Regions from separate parts of the Homo sapiens genome. Here region 2 is linked to region 1. A link is an interaction called in ENCODE POLR2A ChIA-PET data of the cell type or tissue named here. Cell type or tissue: Panc1. All regions are shown on one strand. Each heading gives the region's core, and the rest is flanking DNA. Links, peaks and the distances in the headings are about the cores only. Region 1 overlaps LOC105372452 (a long non-coding RNA gene). Region 2 has its middle 3.2 kb from the start of ZNF468.

Region 1 (2,926 bases), core at 187-2,686:
CCAATCTATAATAGTTCCGAATTTATCATTTTGTAATATCACCGCACTATTGGCCACACATTCTTCCCAAACTAAAACTTTTGTGTCTTTTGATCCTTTGGGATTTTTTGGGGGTAAGGCTTTCCTTTAGGCCTAAATTTTAATGATCTTTGATAAGAAAAGTCTTGTAAATAATTTACCTGTGGCCTGAGTGACATTCCACTTACCGCGTGATTAGTGAATCTACTGGTGGTACCGACAGTAGGTACTTCTACCAACCAATTTTTGACTGCAGGCATTAAACATCCTGGTGCTCTCCCGAGGCAAATAGGAGGATAATGATACCCAGTGGAAATATTTATCATCATTCCTTCTTCCTCAGGTTTGGCAGGGCAACGATCATCTGTGGGGCCAGGTACCCATACACTATTATTAACGTATACTTCAATAGGATTATCCATCCATGAGACTGCCCGAATTAAGGGCGGGAAAGGCACATAGGCCCAGTAGGTATAATTAGCTGCAGCTGCTCCTGCAGGCGTGGGGAGACTTACCACCGTTGATACAATCATCAAAGCTGCAAGCAGCGTGTTCTCTGGAGTTTGTGTCACCTTTGTGTTCTCTAGGCTTTTTTAAGCTAACTGTGTCAGCTTTTAAATTGTGCCCAAGTTGGCAGCTCCGCCTTCGTGGTGGATGGCAACTTCATCTGTTTTTTTGACATCACCATTTTGTTTATCTTGTGAGTCAATGGTGCTCGATTGCGGTGTTTCCGTCTCTGTGGAGGCGCTTTTTTTTTTGTTTGTTTGCATCTCTAATGGGTTCATTGTAGAACTTTAAATGTCTAGTGGGTATCTAAACAGGAAGCTGATTTTCTCCTGGTGAAACACAAGCAAAACCTCTCCCCCACGTTACCACCTTCCCTATTTCTCATGTCTTATTGTTGTTGTCTTTTTATCAAATCAGTTTTCCTTCACGTAGGCTGTTCTTTTTACCAGTAAGATGTTGTTTTGCAGAGGTAGTAGTCTGATTTCTATAAGTGTTTAAAACATTTAAAGTATAGAGTGCTAGATTAAGTTGCATCTGAGGAGTGGTACACTCCTTACTGTCTCCCCCTTCTCTTTAACTGAGTTTTGAGTGTTCTATTAGTTTTTTTAACTATGGCCTGTCCTTGGGAATTATAGGGAATTCCTGTTTTGTGTGTAATTTTCTACTGATTTCAGAATTTTTGGAAAGCTTTACTATAGTATCCAGGTGCATTGTCAGTTTTGATTTTTTTCTGGAACTCCCATGACAGCAAAACAAGATAATAAATGTTTTTTCACATGGGAAGTACTTTCTCCTGTCTGGCAAGTTGCCCACATGAAATGTGAATAAGTACCAACTGTTACACGGACACATCATAATCTTTTAAATGAAGGTACATGTGTGACATCTATTTGCCATAATGCATTAGGACATAGACTTCTGGGATTAACTCCTGCCTCTTGAGTGGGCAGGTGTAGGACTTGACACTGGGTGCAATGTTGTACAATATCTTTTGCCTGTTTTCATGTGACATCAAATTTGTTTTTTAATCCTGCTGCATTTACATGAGTCAAAGCATGAAGTTCTTGTGCTTTTATGAATGCAGATGGTACCAGTAAGTCAGCTTGTTCATTTGCTTTAGCTAAAGGCCCTGGTAAATTAGTGTGTGCTAAAATATGAGTAATATGAAATGGGAAATTTTTTTTTCAGTTTGTTGTAATAAACTGAACAGCTCGTTTAACTGATCATCTATGCTATATTTAATTAGAGCTGTCTCAACATCCCTTGTAGCCTGCGCTACATATGCAGAATCTGATACAATATTAATAGGTTGATCAAAGTCTTATAACACTGTAATGACTGCAACCAACTCTGCTCTTTGAGCCGATTGATATTGAGTTTTGATGACTCGCTGTTTTGGCCCTGTGTAAGCTGCTTTTCTATTGCTGGAAGCATCAGTAAACACTGTCAGAGCATTTTCCAAAGGTTTATGTCTGGTAATTTTAGGTAAAATCCAAGTAGTCAATTTTAAAAACTGGAAGATTTTTGTTTTTGGGTAATGATTATCAATAATTCCCACAAAATTAGTAAGACCAATCTGCCATGCATCAGAATTGATAAAGGCTTGTCTAACCTGTTCCTTGTTTAAAGGAACAACTATTTTGTCTGCGTCATTTTCACACAATTTTATTATTTGTAATCTTGCCTGACCAATTAATGTAGCTATTTGATCCAAGAACAATGTAAAAGTCTTAATTGTACTGTGAGGAAGGAATGACCACTCCACAAGATCAGTATTTTGAACAATGATGTCTGTTGGAGAATGTGCAGTAGCAAAAATCAAAAGTTGGAGTGGGGTTAAGGGACCTTTGTGCTGACTGATTTTTTTCTTTTACTAACTTAATTTTTTTTGTTGCCTCTGGGGTTAATATTCTTTTACTATTTAAGTCTGGGTCCCCTCTTAAGATAGAGAACAAATTTGACATGGCATAAGTAGGAATGCCTAGAGTTGGCTGAATGTAATTAATATCTCCTAGCAAGTTTTGAAAGTCATTTAATGTTTTTAATGTGTCTTTTCTTATTTCTACTTTTTGTGGCTTAATTTTTCTATTTTCTATCTGCATCTCTAAATAATGAAAAGGAGTAGAGGTTTGAATCTTATCAGATGCTATTGCCAGTCTTGCGTTGGCAACCTCTGCTTGCAGAAATGTGTAACAGTCAGTTAATTTGTCTCTTGTTTCTGCAGCACACAAAATATCATCAACATAATGAATGATATAACAGTCTGAAAACTTATCTCTAACTGGTTGAAGAGCTTGACCTACGAAAGTCTGACAAATAGTTGGACTATTAAGCATTCCCTGAGGTAACACTTTCCACTGAGACCTGGTGGCTGGTTCCTTATAATTTATGGCTGGTATAG
Region 2 (2,926 bases), core at 165-2,664, 110 kb after region 1:
GGAAATACATTAACCCACGTCTTTTTGACAAGTGTGAGTTTTACGACATGGCGACAGGTGCCCTCTCTAGTGAGGCTCCTACAATCTGACGGAAACTGACGTCAGCAGTAAATAATAAAATTCAGAATACACGATTAATTATAGAGTTTATTGGAACACAAAGTTTGAGGATAGCCATCTGGAAACATCAACTCCAAATGAAGGGGGCCCGTGTTCCCATGTAGAGATGTTAAGGTTTCACACACAGGGAAAGACAGAGAAGCTTTAGCAGAATCAACACATTTTCCATTCAAGACCAGTGCATAGGCTGCGGCAGCTTGACTGGTGATGGATTGATACACTTCAAGGAAGGTTACTTTATCACTCCGTAAGAAGGGACAATGATGCCAAAAGGTCTTATCTCTGGGGCTGGGTAGTCTTCCTACTTACAGGTAAACTGTTTTTTTTTAAATTGATATTAGGAAACTAAATTTTATTGCACTACACGCTACCAGTTACAAAGTAGGGTGTCCTCATAAACAAAGGAAATGCCTCCTCTTTAAGTTTTTCTTTCTTTTTTTTTTTTTTTTGAGACGGTGTATCGCTCTGTCACCCAGGCTGGAATGCAGTGGCGCAATATCCGCTCACTGCAAGCTCCGCCTCCCGGGTTCACGCCATTCTCCTGCCTCAGCCTCCAGAGTAGCTGGGACTACAGGCGCCCGCCACCACGCCCGGCTAATTTTTGGAATTTTTAGTAGAGACGGGGTTTCACCGTGTTAGCCAGGATGGTCTCGATCTCCTGACCTTGTGATGCTCCCGCCTCGGCCTCCCAAAGTGCTGGGATTACAGGCGTGAGCCACTGCACCTGGCCTGTTTTTCTTACATAGGCGCCTAGGTAAAAACTAAGATATGTCTACCTGCCGGTCTGCTGACAGTCTAACAAAACTTATTATTTTGTTGATTTAAAGCTATCCTTAGGCGGTCCCGGTGGCTCACTCCTGCAATACTAGCAATTTGAAAGGCTGTACCAGGGGGATCACCTGAGGTAAGGAGTTCCAGACCAGTCTGGACAACATGGTGAAAGCCAGTCTTTACTGAAAATGCAACAATTAGCCAGGCCTGGGGGCACATGTCTGTAATCCTAGCTCCTCAGGATGCTGAGGAAGTAGAATCGCTTGAACTTGGGAGGCGGGGGTTGCAGTGAGCCAAGATTGTGCCATTGCACTCCAGCCTGGATGACAAGAGTGAAACGGCATCAAAAAAAAAAAAAGAAAAAGAAAAAAAAGCTATTCTTGGTATTTTAGTGTGCAAGTACTTGAAAGCATGACTGTAATTATTTTAGAAGCATAGATTGTCATGGGATATTGAGTCATCTGGACATTGTTTTTCTGTAGGAGTTTGTTCTTGCAGGTACTATTAAGCTGCTTTCCTTAACTGTAAACATCTTAAGATCATGACTCATGCGTGAGCAGTAAGGACTACGTCTTGCTAGTTTTAGTAGACTAAAACTTTGTCATTCTAGCTCTCCTAGGATCCTGTTTAACAGTTTTTCCACTCATGCACCACAGCGTTCTAAGCACAATTATGGAGACACCACTCTTTTGTAATGCACTGACACCATGTCACTGCACTTTAGTCTGGGCGACAGAGTGAGATTCCGTCAAAAACAAACAAACAAACAAACAAACAAAACAAAAACGAAAACTCATCCAAATCAGAAAGAAAGAAATAAAATTGTATTTGTTTGTAGATGACATGATCTTCTGTGGAAAAAATCCAAAGAGTCAACCAAAATACTACTGGAACTAATAAACACATTCAGTGGATTTGCAGAATACAATATCAGCAGCAAAAATTAGTTGAATTTCCATACATTAACAATAAACAATTTTAAAAGAAAATTAAGAAAACCGTTCCATTTGCTAGAGAAATTTAAGTAAGAAATACTAAGGAATAAATGTAAAGAGGTGAGACGTTTGTACCTTGAAATCCACAAACACTGATCAAAATGATTAAAAACATATATAAATAGAGATAGAACCCATATTGATGGATTGGAAAAATTAATATTGCTAAATGATTATATAACCTAATGTGATTTAGATTCAACACGGTACCCATAAAAATCCCTATCAGATTGTGTTAAAGAAACAAAAAACTGGCTGGGAAAAGTGGCACACGTCTGTTGGCCAGGCTGATCTCAAACTCCTGACCTCAAGGGATCTAACTGCCTTGGCCTCCCAAAGTGCTGGGATTACAGGCATGAGCCACCGTGCCTGGCCCAATCCTCTTAACATAAACACTTTAACATCAATTAATGCTTGAACTCAATGTTAAATCAACTCAAACTCAAGTCAATGCTGAATTGACTCTAATGACAATTAATGCTTGATGGTTTGCTATACTCATTGCCTGTGCATCAATTATCTCAAAAATGAATTTTCTGATGTTCTGCAAGGAGTGACCTCAGACTGAAACCTTGTCACACTTATGACATTTGTAAGATTTCTGTCCAGTAGGGATTCTCTGATGCCTAATGACTTGTGAACGTGAAGTAAAGACTTTGCCATAATTATCACACCTGTGAGGTTTCTCTCCTGTATGAATTCTCCTATGTTTTGCCTAGGATGAAGCTTGACTGAAGACCTTGCCTCAATCATGACATTTGTAAGGTTTCTCTCCAGTATGAGTTCGCTGATGAACTGCAAGTTATGAACGATGTCTGAAAACTTTGCCACATTTATTAACACTTGTAAGATCTCTCTTCATTACGGATTCTCCAATGATTTGCAACAGTTCTAGCATTACCAAAGGCATTGTGACAATCATTGCATTAGTAAACTTTCCCTACACCATGGATTGCCTGATGGATGGTGAGTAAGTGGTGATTGCCCACTAAAGGCTTTGCCACACTCATTACACTTGTAAGGTTTCTCTCCAGGGTGAA

The links. Peaks named below come from ENCODE experiments on the same cell type or tissue, not always from the same donor. Only the 100,000 strongest peaks of a DNase experiment are listed, where the experiment ranks them.
Region 2: POLR2A ChIA-PET joins it to region 1 with 6 read pairs; 2 of 35 experiments call an interaction of 5 or more read pairs at or near these places.

The regions. Positions count from the first base shown.
Region 1 is chr19:52,745,427-52,748,352 of GRCh38, forward strand. The region is part of intron 1 of LOC105372452 (a long non-coding RNA gene); the gene reads left to right. Among named protein-coding and RNA genes, the nearest start is that of ZNF611, 12 kb to the left of the region's middle. In Panc1, for the core only: no CTCF peak of the experiment used is centred there; no DNase peak of the experiment used is centred there.
Region 2 is chr19:52,859,362-52,862,287 of GRCh38, forward strand. It overlaps a transcript of ZNF320 not described here. Among named protein-coding and RNA genes, the nearest start is that of ZNF468, 3.2 kb to the left of the region's middle. In Panc1, for the core only: no CTCF peak of the experiment used is centred there; a DNase peak (open chromatin) is centred at 1,400.